2 separate regions of the Homo sapiens genome follow, and region 2 is linked to region 1. The links are chromatin loops, found by intact Hi-C in ENCODE. Cell type or tissue: PC-3. All regions are shown on one strand. Links, peaks and the distances in the headings refer to the core of each region. The heading gives the core; the rest is flanking DNA. Region 1 overlaps EYS (eyes shut homolog). Region 2 overlaps EYS (eyes shut homolog).

Region 1 (8,351 bases), core at 352-8,351:
CTGACAGTTTTCAGAAATTAGAAAGTAGCTAAAGTTATAGGAACAAATGAGATCACTCAGGGAGAATTTCTAAAGTAGAAAAGATTTAAGAATAGACTAGAGAGAGAATGGTAGCTATTATGGCATGTCAAGTACAATGAGAAATATTGATAGTTTTTCATACCTTTCTTGTCCTAGTTTTATTTTTCCTGCATTGAAGATCTTGTTGGTGTGCTAAACGATGTTTTATTTAGTAAGAGAAAGGAAGTGGGGTCAGAGCTTTGGGGCCTCAGATTTTTGACAGGATCAAATAGCAAATCATGATGATCAACTGTTAACAGAGAAATCAGGGATGAAAAAGTAATGCTAGATTGGAAGTGACAGTGAAGGATGAGAAAGGGTGTTCTAAAACATTGTTTCCTTGTGCATTGCTTTGGTCAGATGTAGAGCAGTTCTTTTCATGCTTTAAATGAAGGAATGAAGTAGGTACAATCAAAAGGAGAAATGTTAGTTCTGCTGATTTTTAGAAGTTCTCTTCTGTGGGGGAAAAATAGATGTAGCAAAAATAACAGCTGTACTAACAGCAACAAGAGAGTAGTAAATTTTTATCAGCACTTAACAAATTTATCAGTGTTTATGGATTAATAGAAATGTGAATGTCTAATGTGAAGAAATTATTCAAGTAAGTGTAATAATTTAGTCTATGAAACTCAAGTCATCTAAATCTAAATTTTTTAAATTCTAAAATAAGCAAAAATGTATAATGTGGTAAAAAAGTTTAGTATAATTTATATATACTATATTATAGGATATACAGTATTATATTTAGTGTTTGTACTATATGTAAATATTTAAGATATTGATAATCATAATTATAATCATTTTAATTGTAATCACTGAAAATTATAAATTGATTCTTATTTATATATAGTATTTAAAATTTCATGTATCTTGAGATTTAATTTTATAATATTATAATAAATGTAGGTAATTATAGTTTCTAAACCTTTGAATATTATTGGTTAGACTTATTTTTTTAATGAATGCTTCTTCAGGAAAGGAGATACATGGACTTATAAACTGGTGATATTCATTTAAATCACAGATTTTAATAAAATTAGACTCATAAGTGGAAAATGTAATATTTTTAAATTAAAATAATAATTGCATCATTTCAGTCACCTTCTTTTTTATAAACTTCGTCACAGAGTTTGTACGATGTCCTTTCTGGGGAAGGTGAAAAACTACTCAACAAAAACATCAGTAGTATTAATTTTTAATTTCTATTGAGTAAATCAAATCTATTTCCATTATAAAGAAATAGCAAACAATATTCTGTTTCTTCTGGTACCAAGAAATACAATCAACTTGTATATGAATAATTTGTGACCCATTGTATTTGTAGCTTTATGTGTATTAGTGTGTCAGACTCTGAGGTTAGCTAATAGAAGGCCTTTATAGAAGGCTAAGGGGATTTGTGCTGTAGACAAAGGGGCATCATTTCTATTCAGAATCACTAACTTTTATTCTGCTAAGTTGCGTTGTGTTCAGGGTAAAGATACTCATCTCTTTTGTGTTTTCTTTATAATATTCTGTTGTACTCTCTTGGATAAAATTTCAATGAGTTGTTATTGATAGTGGCCCTGATTCATACTACAGAACTATGCTTGGTTAAAAAAAATAATAAAAATGATAATCCATACTTTTAGCATAAGTTATTTCAAACTCAATACTGTGCTTTCATAGCTTCCTTTGCCAATTTGAGATTTTTTTTAATATAATTTAGGAACTTAAAAGATTCTCCATCTTGATTTATTAGATGTTCCCATGACTCAAAATTAACTTTATTTTGTGAATCATATCAAAGTTAATATAATTAGTTTGATAAGTCTATATGATCTTTTAAGACATTCAAACATTGCAGAGTATATTTTAGATGTCATTTTGTAGTCAGTACCCAGTAATTCAATACTATAAGTAATATAGTATACTATATGTAAGATGTTTAATACATGTTTCGTATAAAGACCTTGTTGCTTTTTTCATTTATAATTGGAAGAGAAATAAATTTGGAGTGTGTTCAAATAGCATCGCCTGAAGAGGCTTTTGGAAGCAGCGGGAAAACACTCTGCCTAACCCCAATTAGTCTTGTTTTCCATATTCAGGGCAGTTCTGTTTTTCAACATATCCACTAAACACGGTGATAATGAAAATTAATATGGTTAGAAAGCAATTCAATAGCAAATGTTTATTGCTTATAATTGTTGTTTCCTGTCATAATTTTCATAAAACCTGTCAGCACTGAAAACAGGTTCAAAGAGTGTGTGAGCCAGAAAGTAGGCAGGTGCACCTGAATTATATAATAGATGTGCTCCTGCAAAGCAACACGGAAGTCATTTTTTAGCAAATTGAATTATATTTTTATTGTACTTTGTGAGTTCATTGCTTCTCAGAATAAGTAAAACCTAATTATAAAACCAAATAATTTAATTCATATATAAACCCATATATAAAGACTATCCTTTCTCAAACATTTTCTGGTGGACTTATCAATAGTGTGAAAAGCCCTAACAACAAGAAAAATGCTGGAATCTCATCATTACCTTTTCTCATCCCATTTTATTTATAAAATATTTTTCTGATTTTTGTTTTCAAACTACCATGTATGATCATTTTAGTTGTATTTGTATTTATCAAAGAATATAGCATTTGCCTAACATGTGCAAAGTTGGACATGCCATAGGGGGATCAAAGGTGAATCAAACACAGATCTTTTCTTCAGAGAATGTATACTGTAGGAGGATAGATGAGATAGGCTTATGGACTTTCCTTTTTATCTAGTCTTCCATCTCACATTAGTTTCAATGCTCCTGGTGACAACAAATGTCAAGAAAAATGGTCAAGAGAACATGATGGCACATTTGTCCAGGACCTCCCAAAAACATGTGCAACTCCTAACTTGGGGTTTCCTTCTATGAAGCTAAAATCTAAGCTCCATTAGGGTAATCTTTATATATTTGCTCAACACTGTATTCCCTGATGAGTATTTGGGATGTAGTAGTCACTTGATAGATGTTTGTTGAATGCGTTGAATTCATTAGTGACTCCCAGTAAGATAGGCAAAAATAACACGAAGAAACTGTCTAAAACCATATCTATGGTAGAATCAACAGATATGCAACATCCAAATAGTTTCCAAGTTATATGCTAAGGATCCTATTTATTTACAAGCCAAGTCCATCTCTTTGTAAACTTAACCATTTTCCTCTACTAATGGTATCCAAATTCATATCCAAACTTCTCCTAGTGTCTAGCTAGTTACATTGCATCTTAACTTGATTGGTATATGGCTTTTCTTCTATCATTAAAAGTTGATGCATGTGCAGTTCAGCATCTGCAAACCTTCTGCTCCATAAGTGACATTCCAACTATGTTATAATCGTTTCTGGTCACAGGAAAGGAAACTCACCTCCTTAACTCATATTTTCCCCAGTGCCTTCTTAGAATTCATATGCTTAGGACATTCTATTTCTACTAATTAAAGTCACTTCACTGCCTTCATCCAAATTATTAGGTTTACTATATTATCAATTCTATATTTATGCCAACAATTGTAACGTAGGATAAAAAACAATACATAGACTAAAAAAGTTGCGGATACAATGCTTTGAGGAGTTCAAATTTGGGAGAATATTCAAGTAGGCCTTGAATTAAGGGAGAAATTTTATACCTAGGATTTGAGGAAGAACGTTCTACAAAGATAGAACAGTATGAACACAAGTAGAGAAACAAAAGAAAGTTGGTTCAACCTTAGCAGGAGATATGTATGTGTAGAAGCACTAAAAAGGAAGACCATGGAGGGCCTGGCTTACTTGATAATTATACTGTAGCCACTGAAGTTTTTGACCAAAGGTCTCAGGTAATTATGATTGAATAAAATTGACATGGCAGCAATGACAACTAATAGACACTGTAGGAAGGAAAGCAAGTTAGAAAGAAGCCACTGCAACAGTTCAGTTGAAACAATGAGAACTTAAAGGGTTGTGGTAGCAGAAGGAAAGACAAAAGCTTTGATTTAAGCAAGTGTCAGGATCTAGCAACTAGTTTGGGAAGAGACGAGTAGATAATGATGCTGAGTTTCTAAGCTTGGAACACTAAGTACTATGAGTTAGAAACTGAAGGAGCAGCAGATGTAGAAAAGTCAGAAATGATTAGAGGACTCAAGACAGAGGACAGAGCCTTGGAAACTATGTGTGTTATAAAGTGGTTGAAGAAACAGTCTGCAAAAGGTAGGTAAGAAGACAGCCAAAGTACAGAACAGTGTCATGAAAGACAAGGAAAGAGAAAGTTTTAATAAAAATGACGGCTTAGTATTATGGAGATTTCTAGGCATCAGTGCTCATAAGCACCGATGAAGAACTTGCTAACAAGGCCTTAATAACCTTTGAAAAAACAGATTCAATAAAATGCAGAACCAGGTAGGTAAATTTCTAAGAGTAAAAGATTGTGTGTAGAAGGCCAACAAACGGTAACTTTTGTGATACCATATAACTTAAGTAAAGCAGTTTAATAATAGTTAAGTTGTATTGTTTATACCTGATTCTAACAACTAACCTTCACAAGTTATAGGCATAAACAGGATATTAAAAATAAACTTTCTTTTGCACAACAGGATATAACACTGTAAACAAATGAGGTGCCATACCTAAAAGCAAGATTTAACTAGAAAGTATTCTTGATTTAAAAAGGGTATGTATTTGGACCAGAAGATTTTAAGAGATAATTTTGAGAAAATGTTTTTGAAGAAGGCTATCTTGTGGACTTCACTCCCCACCCTCTTCCACCCACCGTACCTGACAATGTGTTTGGAGATAGCTACAGCTGGATCACTTAGAAAGTAGCACCATGGACTGTTGACCTATAGTCATACATTCATAGCTGAGCTAAAGCAGCACTGTGTGTGTGTGTGTGTGTGTGTGTGCGCGCGCACGTGCGCACGCGCGCGCGTCTGGAAGGAGAAGGAGGGGGAGAGAGAAAGAGACAGAGGGCTGGGCAGGGTGACTCACGCCTATAATCCCAGCACTTTGGGAGGCCTAGGCAGGTGGATCACTTGGGGTCAGGAGCCCAACCAGCCTGGCCAACATAGCGAAAACCCATCACTACTAAAAATGCAAAAATTAGCCAGACATGGTGGCATGCACCTGTAATCCCAGCTACTCGGGAGGCGGGGGTTACAGTGAGCAGAGACTGCACCACAGTTGCAGCCTGTGCAAAAGAACAAGACTCTGTCTCAAAAAAAACAACAGAAGAAAAACAGAGACAGAGTTTGGTTGGAAATTAACTATACCCCACATACAGTAGGGCAGGAGATGACCAGGAATTTAAGAGTCTTTACCACGGACTAGATATGTACCCCTCAGGAAAAGCAACTGGCCTGAAGTCATTTTATGTTCTTCCCAAATGCTGCTTGTTAAGTGACTAAGATGGCCTTAACACTCTTCTTAGCTTAACTAAACTTTAGAAAGGTTTCTTCCTGACTAGGTCCTTGGAGCATTTACTTTAGAAAACTTTCCGTATTACATTATTTCTCTGTTGCCTTTGAAACATAAATCTTTTAAAGATCTTGTCAGTTTTACCAGCCAGGAATCTTTCTTAAGGTTCTTGGAACCACTGCTCCCCCAAAATGTAATCATAAAAGAAGACAGCAGCCCATCTGTCCACCTCTAGGGGAGGGTATAAGACTAACTTCAATGGGTGCCTTGATTCCTAGTTGTAAAACTATGTCCTAATACAAAGATAAGAGAAAGTTTACTTATCCTTTGAATAAAGCCAATTAGCAAACACAGACAGCCTGTGTTCTCTCTCACTCCAGCTCTTAAAAACTCTCCCACCCTTTACTTTATTACAAAGCAGTTGAGCTCAGACTGAGTTCTGACCTCTCCCTTATTGCAATAGCCTTGGGAAAAGTCATCCTTGCCTACTTAACTTAATCTGTGCAATGTTTGCACTGACACAGGCAAATCACTGTCAACAACAAGAGTTTGAAAAATCAGAGCAAGACCAAGATAGAAGTGACAAGAAAGAAGGCAGGGTATGGCTGCAAATCCTAGGCGTGGCAGTTGACAAAGGTTTCCAAAGATTGAATAAATGCTCATGAGTCATAGTGTTGCCAGATCTAGCAACTAAAATTACAGGATTCTTAAATTTAAATTTCAAATAAACAGCACTATTTTTAGTATATTTCATGTGATGTTTGAGACATACTTATACTAAAAACTTATTTAGGCTGGGCACAGTGGCTCACGCCTGTAATCCCAGCACTTTGGGAGACTGAGGCAGGTGGATCACCTGAGGTCAGGAGTTAGAGAGCAGCCTGGCCAACATAGTGAAACCCCGTCTCTACTAAAAATACAAAAGTTAGCCAGGCATGGTGGCACATGACTGTAATCCCAGCTACTCAGGAGGCTGAGGCAGGAGAATCGCTTGAAGCCGGGAGGTGGAGGTTGCAGTGAGCCAAGATTGCACCATTGCACTCCAGCCTGGGCAACGAAGCAAGACTGTCTCAAAAAACAAACAAATAACAACAAAAAACTTATTTGTTATTTATCTGAAATTTGAATTTAACTGAGCATCCTGTATTTTATCTGGCATCCCTACCATGAAAGAAACAACCAGTTTTAAACATGTTCCCTTCCTAAAGAGCAAGATGCCTGGTTACAACAGTACAATTGCCATTTCTAACAGCTCTTCTTTACTGTGTAGTCTTTCCTTTCCACCCCACCTTACTTTCTCCCCATTCAAAGCTGGAAGGGTCAGAAACAGCAGCTAACCTTAGGAGAGGTGATAAAAAGAAGAACAGAAACCAGGTTACTTCTGCCCCTCAAGGAAGACAGCAGGTGTCAGGCCACCCTACAGAGATAGGCTGGTGAAGGAGGATAGGAGAAATCATATCTCTGATGGAAGATTTAACTGTTACTAAATTTCTTAGACTGGATATTAGTTTCTCACTCACTGTATGACTTAGAGAGATGGTAAAAATAATCGGAAATACTAAATTTCCGTCCAGTGGCAGAGAAAATTCCCCCCATTGTGAGAAAGACAAAAAAGAAAGTTGGCTGGGCATGGTGGCTCACATCTGTAATTCCAGCACTTTGGGAGGCCAAGGTGGGCAGATTGCTTGAGCTCAGGAGTTTGAGACAATCCTGGGCAACATGGTGAAACCCTGTCTCTACTAAAAATACAAAAGTTAGCCAGGCGTGTTGGCACACACCTGTAGTCCCAATTACTTCAGAGGCTGAGGCAGATGGATGACCTGAGCCTGAGAGTTTGAGGCTGAAGTGAGCCGAGATTGCTCCATTGCACTTCAGTTGTGCTGATAAAATGAGACACTATCTCAAAAAAAAAAAAAAGAAGTTGCATTTTCTTTTTTTTATTACCAAATGTTAAAGAAGTTGCATTTTCAACATACCATGTGTTACACTTGTTCTATGTACCAATTATATTTTAATAGATATGAATATAGATCTATAACAATGAAATGTTTTAAATTTTATGTGCACCAAGATTTTGTGAGATTATTTAAAATACAAATAATTCTATAAGTCTAAAACTAATAACCTTGCATATTATAGTAATACTACTTATAAAATAACTAAGTATTATTGAAAAGCACTAAATATTAATGAACATTAATAAAATTCCTCTGTGTGACAGTTCTCTAACCTTTGTGTGTCACAGAATTTTTTTCACTTTATTGACATATAATTACATCAAATAAAATTTATCAATTTTAAGTGTATATCTTGATGTTTGTAACCCAAAGGATAAATGCTTAAGGTGATGGATACTCCATTGACCCTGATGTGATTATGATACATTGTATTCCTGTATCAAAATATCTCATGAAACCCATAAATATATATACCTACAATGTAAACACAAAAATTAAAAATTAACAAACAATACAACCTTCACATCACAAAATATCGCAAAAGAATCTGGTGAAACACTGATTTCACAATGCAAGTACACAAATTTTTTTCAGACAATTTTAGAGTGTTTGTTATGTCTTAAAACCCATCCATAAACATCAAATTATAACTCTTATTCAGTCTTTTCCTCTGTACTGGTAGTGAATTATTTGAGGCAATAAATATAAATTTATTACACTTTATATCTAAAGTTCTTAAAATTGGACCTAACATTTTAAATACTAGTGTTACCTTTTCAAATGAATGCTAACTATAAATGCTAAGTTTTTATCTACTTGAGTAGCAATATAATGCTATCAGAACATATTAATACCATTTTCTTTTTTAGATGCAGGTTTATTCTTTCCATCTTTCAATGGGAATTCCTATTTAGAACTGCCC
Region 2 (8,351 bases), core at 142-8,141, 210 kb before region 1:
TGAAATATGCTTGAAAGTTCGAATTGTAACATTGGCAACAAATGCTGTTAGCTGTTTTCTTTGGAGTGGCAGACCCATTTTCTTTTTTTTTTTTTGGAGACGGAGTCTGGCTCAGTCAGCCAGGCTGGAGTGCAGCGGCGCGATCTCAGCTCACTGCAAGCTCCGCCTTCTCGGTTCACGCCATTCTCCTGCCTCAGCCTCCTGAGTAGCTGGGACTACAGACGCCCGCCACTGCACCCGGCTAATTTTCTTCTTCTTTTCTTCTTCTTTCTTCTTCTTTCTTCTTCTTTCTTCTTCTTTCTTCTTTCTTCTTTCTTCTTTCTTCTTTCTTCTTCTTCTTCTTCTTCTTCTTCTTCTTCTTCTTCTTCTTCTTCTTCTTCCTCTTCTTCCTCTTCTTCTTCTTCTTCTTCTTTCCTCTCCTTCCTCTTCTTCTTCCTTCTTCTTCTTCTTCTTCCTTCTTCTTCTTCTTCCTTTCTTCCTTTCTTCCTTTCTTCCTTCTTCTTCGTTTTAGGGTACATGTGCACAATGTGCAGGTTTGTTACATATGTATACATGTGCATGTTGGTGTGCTGCACCCATTAACTAAAAAAACGGCTAATTTTTTAAATATTTTTAGTAGAGACGGGGTTTCACCATGTTAGCCAGGATGGTCTTGATCTCCTGACCTCGTGATCCCCCCGCTTCGGCCTCCTAAAGTGCTGGGGTTACAGGCGTGAGCCACCGTGCCCGGCCAGACCCATTTTCTTTTTGAGAAAATGTCTACCCAATAACCCAAGAATGCATAACCATAGCTGAATATTAGTTATTCTTTCATGTAAAACTGTGTTCCACAAAAATTAGCAGCTAGTTGGTCTTACACATCAAAAATGACTCATGCTTCTCCTTGAGGCAATCATCTTACTCCAGCATACAGCAGAAATACATTATGCATACCCCCCTTTTCATCATACACTTTATTAAAAAGGCATGTAATTCATAACTTATATTTGAATAAAGTTAGTGTTACCACTGTTTCAAGTATAATCTTAATTTTTTAAATTAAAGTGATAATACTCTTATCTAGTACAGGTGGTGCCACTATTTGTATCATACTAAGCCATCAGTAGTTTTATCCACTATTATCTTTGACTATCAGTGCAAGTATAACCACAGTGAAAAAGTCAAATAACATTTAAATAACCCCCAGATGACACTATGAGAATTGAAGCTCTCCACTAATTTGTCTGGTGGCTCCGTTTACTTGATTATTACAGCAAGGCTCATCTGGACAGATGGTCCTTGGAAGACGACATGTGATGCAGGATTTTATTACAGGGAATGTAGTCTTACCTTACTATTTTATATTAATTATATCACTGAGGTTCTGTTATTGAGAAGCTAAAAGTCCTACTCACATGAAGGAAGTAAGGTGACTATCACCACAAATTATAAATCTCTTGCCTGATGCTCAGTGACACATTTTTTAAATTTATCAAAATATTTAAATTTTTAGAATAGCATGATCTATTTCCTCACCTCTTCTTTGCAGTCAGCTTTATGCTGATATAAGAAAATCTAGCAATAGTTCTTAACATAGCATTGACAGAGAAACTGATTCACCAGTTTGGTATTTTGGTTTTTATTTGGTGATGGGGATTGTTATTTGGTTTTATGTTTGCTTGAATCATTTTACCAAGGTTTTTTCCAACAGTAAAGTTGATACTAATTATATCTGTGTATATGACAAACTTTGGATTAACTCTTATAGCATTTTCTATCTCTATTTTATAGTCACCTACATTTGTTTCACCTGTGTTCTTAATAATTAGGTAGCGTATACCTCAGGCACAAAAATTTTATTATCACATATTTGCTTATGTCTTATGCCTAAAATATGAAAGATTGATTTCTCATTCAGGCAGAGTAGACAGGTACGATATTAAGAACAGCTAAATCAGTTATTCTACCTCTAGTTTCTTCCCTACAGAAGCACTCACATGTAATCTAATGACTCTCTGAATAGCCTTATTAGAAATAGTAGGAACATTGCAAAGCAGAGAAATGGACGTTTAAAAATGTAATAAATAAAATGGAATAGTAATACTTATAAGTCAGAGAAAAGAATAAAATACATCTCTATGCATCAATATGGATAATTTTAAAAAATACTTTGTTAAAAAAAATTAACTACAAGAAACATAGCATTTACATACACCTTTAAAGCTACCTTATATCCAAACACCATCTTACCCTTTATTACACATTCTCAAATTTTTCCATATAAGGATAATGACTCAGGACTAAATGTTATGTTACCCTGCCATCCTCTTTTAAATAATTACTATTCCTGAAGGAATGTGTTGTGATAATAGGCAGAAGTATTTTAATAGAAGGAAATGATACAGAAACCAAAGATAGAAAGCACCAGAGATCATTTTCCACTTTTATCCACCCCCACATATCATCTCAAAATATCATTAATGTCACTAAATTGGACATGATTTGCTTTTCAAAAGGGAGTAAGTTATAAAGCATATAACATGTTTTTATACATTTGTGGTAACTATCTAGAAACCCTACTTTTAAGCAAACATTCATTTTAAATGTTTGTACACATACATGTATTTGGCTACTCTTTAAATAATAGCAATAAAGTGACCAGTTTTGTGAAATCATAATTTCCCAAAATGAATCGAGCCTTTATTCCATGTGCAAATTCTGTCCTTCCCATTTCACAAGGGAATTTAAGATTAAATGCATAGTTTTTGTTATAGTCTCTGCTTACATTTTTAAAGTAAAGTGACATATTGATATCATTAACAGTCTGATTCTAAAGCTTAGAAACGATCATATAGAACTGTAAAGAAGAACAACGACACTGGAACCATACATTGAATAGTGGTTGTATTACTTATTTCCTATGTGACTTCATAGTTTCCTCATCTATAAATGGTGATGATAACAATAATACTGACCACAGAGTATTGCATGATTTGATGTATATTTTTTAAATCCTCAGAATGGGGCCAAATACATAGCATATATGTTATCATTTCTAGTTATTGTTATTGTACTTGTTGTTTGTCATTTGTTTCTCCTCAACCTAAAAGTCAACGTAGTCCCTTTTCCTGAATTTTTCCAAAAAGCAACTAACACAAAATTTGGTTGGGGAGGGGTCACAAAGAAGAGGTCAGATATTTCAGAAAACAGCACAAAAAAACAAAGATGTAAATATAAATATATATTAGCTATCCTCGATCTTAGAAATACCTTGACTACTCTTACCTCAAATCTTAAAGATCTGCTCTTGGATTCAGTCCCAACCTTATTCTAACTTCTGTGCCCTCCCTATAATCTGTTCTCAACTCATTATTCCGGAAACCCTTAACCCCTAGCTCTCTAGCAACTCAATTTATTTTCTTTTATCATATGAAGAACAATTAACTTTCATAATATTATTTTTTAAACTTTTGGACCATGCCCCAGGACTAATATTTTTGCTATCAAATGTATTTCACAATCTAAAGGCTATTCCCAAAAGTAATTTAAGGTGTTTCTCCTTGTTACAGAGATTTAATTACAACACATGGTTAATATGCTGCAACTCCAGAAAGAGTGCCTCTGCCGTGTTACACAGATGGGAACTAGAGAGCTTAACTGCTGGTTTTGTGGAAGTGGGTTTGAGTTAAGCTGTTGTATTTCTGTGGAGAGGATTTAAAAGTCAGACACACCAAGTTTCAAAGTTCAGCTGTGTTGCTTACTACTGACATAATCTTAGGAAAATTACTTAACCTCTCTGTACTTCAGTTTCCTTACCAATAAAGTGGAGACAATAATATTGGTAATAATACGACTGATATAAGGAATAAATGATATTGTGTATAAGCCATGCACTTAGCACAATGTCTGGACACAAGAATTATTTCAATTTTGTTAACTGTTATAATCAGCCATCTTCATATATATTTGACAATATTCCCAATAAATTTACAAGAATAATCTTCTAAGAAGAATAACACTTTTCGTAAGAAATCCAAATGTCCTACCTTCATTTTTTAAAGTATCTACTTTATTTTTATTCCAGTAAAAAATAAATGAGAATAATACACTAAAATAAAAGAAAATAGAGACAAAGACACTTAAGAGCAGAGTACAAATACAAAATTCATAGACTTTTGTTATATGTTGGATTTATTTCTATTCCAATTTGACTTTTTAATTTTGCATAAGTTTTTAACTGAAATATAGTTTCACTTCCCTGCACTGTAAAAGTTTCCAATGTTCTATTCCTGTCTTTTTCAAATTTTTGTGCATTGTCTGCTTTACTTGACAATTGAAAGCTATCAATATTTATGTTTTAAAATCTATTTTAATACTTGGGAAATGAAACATTCAGGAAAATGAAACTATTTTCAGTTTTGCAATAAAATGAATATAGTTGTTTTACTTATACAAATATAATCCTATATGATATAATTTGAAATGAATCATTTTCAGATGTTACTATTTGAGGTTACATATTTTATTACTATAAACAATAAAAAGATTGTTCATTTTGGAATAATAGCATTCATGATAATGTTCATGATTAATGACAGCTCTGTTAAAACTATTGCATATATTTAAAACTGTGGTGACACTGATAAGAGTCATATCCTCTAGTCCCCTCAGGCATCTATATTTTCAATATCTGCTTTTGGTATTTACAGATGGCAGTCTTTCAAATGCTTATTATGGCCTTCAGAATAAAAGTTAAGTTTTCTACTAGCTTTGCAACAGAAGAGCTTATATACCCGCTCCGTAATATAAACTACTTCCCCTAGAAGTAGTTGCCAGCCATTGATACTTTGCTCAGTCTCCTCTATCCCTCTTGCATCTACTGGAACATAGCCATATCGAGTCATTTACATATTATCTGTGGTTGCTTTCAGGTTACAACCACAGTTGAGTAGTTGTAACAGAAATGCATGACCCACAAAGCCTAAAATATTTACCATTTGGCTCTTTATGGAAAAAGTTTGTCAATATCTTGTGTAAGAACGTAGAACATAGACCTAGTTCTCACCAATGAAGTATGAAGAGAAATAAATTATTGCCACTTACGACTCGAACATATGATACATGATTCTTTGGACTTTGTCATCTATTCTTTCTCCCCTCACCTTCGTTCTGGAAGAAGAGGACTCTAAGCCCCCCACCAAGAATGGCATCAAAGGATGGAGGTTTCCTAAGATCCTCTATTCTCTCAGTCCCATTGAATATAACCACCAGCATTAGACTGCTAAGCGAGCTAAAATGAATAATTAAGTTAGGCTACTAAAATTTGGTGATATATTTGTTACATCAGTGAAGATTATACAAACTAATGTAGGCTGCTAAAATTTTAACCTACCTAAGGTGTCAGGATATTTCTGTTTAGCCTTGAACACACTTACTGATCTGGTTCCATCATATTCCTCCAGCTTCCATCTCACTACTGTTCCATTCTGACCTGTTTTTTCTTCTACTTTATAATATTTTAACTCCTGCTATGCTGTGAAGATAAATAAAGTCCCTGTCATTAAGGAACTCACAGTATATTGGGGGGAGAACACATACACAGATAATTATAATAAAAGAGGGAGTTACAAATGATAAAAATACTTCCTTGGTTGCCATAACAATGCCTGTGATTGATGGATAGATACCAATAAACAGAGCAGAAGTCATTTAGTGCTATATGGCTGCGTAGTGCAAAGTCATCTATGCTGAGCTCATCCTGTCAGAGAGAAAACCTCCTTGGCCTTTAATTCCCAAAGGCATTCAGCTATACAACAGACACTGCTTGGTACAGTAGATAGTGCCTTTAAGTCTATCAGATAATTGTTGATTATTATTATCCAGCCTTCTCACCTTTTCTACAGACATTGCCAATTTGACTGCCTACTTACCAGGTATATGTACTTGTTACACCTCAAAGAATTCTGTGCGCTAAGGCACTATATAAATCAAAATTCAAATTTCTAAGAGTACCATACTATTCAGCCCCAGCAAGAAATGACCTCAGTTTGCCTGAGGTTTATTCCTGGAGTATTCATTCATTCATTCATTCATTTATTCACAGTAAATATATATTGACCTTTTACTACTACTGATGGTCAGATTATCGTCTAGGTACTGAGATATAAAGACAAAACAGTTCCACTCTGCTCCTCGTAAAGCATATATTTGTGTAGTTATTTTCAGGGAGTGGGTTTACGAGAGGAAAAATACCCAAACCCAGCACAAAGCAGGCATAACAGAATCAGAAACTGTACCACTATACCTGGTCTTCCTCCGTTAGAATCTGAAATACCGTTCAAGTATTTGGGAGAGGTAGAGCCTTCTCATAGGATGAGAACTCCTGCCATAGAGGGAAATTGGTGAATGAATATCGTATCCATTGAGTATGCTGGGATATGGGATACAACAAAACGAAGCAAAAGCAAGGGTCACTCTTCTAGTGGATATATAAGAGATTTTATGTTGCCCAAAAGACAGTCACCTTTCTCAGCCTGGTAATGTGTGGGCATGCTTTATAAAAGAAGGAATGCCTGAACTTTGTTCTAAAGTGGGAGTTTACCAGAAGAGGAAAGAGGAAAGCACTCTAGATAAGGAGCCAGAGATTTTTTAATATTGCCATGTTTGGTGTTGTGGAAACACACAAATTAAGGTGGGAAGTCATGATTGATAAGCCTGAAAACATAAGCTCAGAACAGATAATGAAGGCGTGATGGGTTAAAGAGCTTGGAGCTGCTGAGAATCAGGGTTAAGATATGCATTTTAGATGAAGCACCCGAATCACTTTATTGTAGATGTGGAGCCAAAAATGAAGAAATGAGACTGGAATTAGGAAAACCAGATAGGAGGTTTTTTGAATAAGAAAAAAATGAGTGCCTGAAGCAAGTCAGTGTTGGCAAAAATAGAGAGGAATGATGCATCTGCTCTTTAGAAGGAAATATGGCTAGATTTAGCGACTATGTTTCTAGCAGATTGAGGAAGAAAAGGAGGCATGAATGACTCCTAGAATTTTTACTTCAGTTTCAGGGTAAAAGTGGATAACATCAGCAGATACCACCAAAAGAGGAGCAAATTTTTATGATGTTTCAGCCTGGATTCTTCCTGTGCTACTACTTACTTTATTTAAAAATGCAATCATGTGGAGCACAAGAGAGAAAAGGAAAATAAAGTAGAGAGGACAGAGAGCTATATGAGGATGTGTTATCAGGCCAGATGCTGTCTGGTAATAAGTTGGACCAATGATTCAGTCTCACTGAACTCTCTTGTTGAAGGCCGTATAAATGACTTCCTCTTGTAACAGTTGCTCAAAGCAAAGAAAGAAAAAGAATTTGCTCAGCAGCAGCGAAGACTGGAAGGAGTGGTCTGAGTCTCTAGAAAACGGTGAGGCAAAGAGGAACTTGATTCATATATATGAGTGGTACATTCCACTTTGGAAATGCAGAATTTGAACTTTTGTGGGAATAAGCATCCAGGTATATATGTCCAGCAGGCTGATTTATATTAAAGAGTCTGTCACCCAGTATATGATATGCATTAAAAATAGAAGTTTGAGAATATTAAATATAAAGGTAGCAGGAAAAAAACATTAAAATGAGTAAAAAGACACCCAAGGAAACTGTGCAGAGTGAAAAGAGCAGTGGTCAAATACAAAGACCCAACACCATCTACTTCTTTTTACAGTTGTCAATCCATGAAATGCATGAAAGAACTGGCTTTTCGAAGTGTGATTTACTGTGTTCCCAAACCCCTTTTGCAAATGAGTTTCATATATCAGTGACAGTAATGTTCTTCACAGGGGTTTCATTTACTTGTAGTGTTTTGTAATTCATCTCTCTCACTTAGGAACACATTAGTTCACTCATTCATACAATCACTCAAAAATTTGTATCAGAATTCCTGCTAAGTGTTTGGGGCTCAAGGCTGAGCTTCTCAGGCTTTGTTGTTGTCTCCATAGGGTTACTTCATATCAGCCATGGAGACTCCAAAAGTTCTCTACGAGCAAAGCCGTGATAATATGATAATCTTTCCGGTCTATTGTTAACCATGAGATGTATTTTGTCAAGATCTGGAGGACAGTGAAGATATATTGCTTCTTTTAAATAAAATGGTGTCACAACATGAACTCTAACAGAGGGTGGGATTTTGAAGAATTATACTCACTGCTGGTGGCCATACCGCCTCATTACATCTGAGAAGAACCCGTTCTTCCATGTTGCTCTATTGTTGACATTTGCAAAGGGTAGAACTTTTCAAGGCAATTTGTGTGTTAGATAGCCACTTGCTAGATATTATCATGAGTCTACTGAGATATGAATTGATTTCATTCACTGCAT

What was found. Hi-C counts contacts between places; a loop is a spot of excess contacts. Peaks named below come from ENCODE experiments on the same cell type or tissue, not always from the same donor. Only the 100,000 strongest peaks of a DNase experiment are listed, where the experiment ranks them.
Region 2: it touches region 1 in a loop (2.0-fold over the local background); 2 of 110 quality-filtered maps call a loop at or near these places.

Annotation. Positions count from the first base shown.
Region 1 is chr6:64,081,950-64,090,300 of GRCh38, reverse strand. EYS (eyes shut homolog) reads left to right here. Exons shown (of 43, transcript NM_001142800.2): 32 at 8,299-8,351. Among named protein-coding and RNA genes, the nearest start is that of SCAT8, 280 kb to the right of the region's middle. In PC-3, for the core only: no CTCF peak of the experiment used is centred there; no DNase peak of the experiment used is centred there; H3K27ac peaks cover 1,361 bases.
Region 2 is chr6:64,287,474-64,295,824 of GRCh38, reverse strand. The region is part of intron 30 of EYS (eyes shut homolog); the gene reads left to right. Among named protein-coding and RNA genes, the nearest start is that of SCAT8, 480 kb to the right of the region's middle. In PC-3, for the core only: no CTCF peak of the experiment used is centred there; DNase peaks (open chromatin) are centred at 1,604 and 4,794; H3K4me3 peaks cover 2,121 bases; H3K27ac peaks cover 5,400 bases.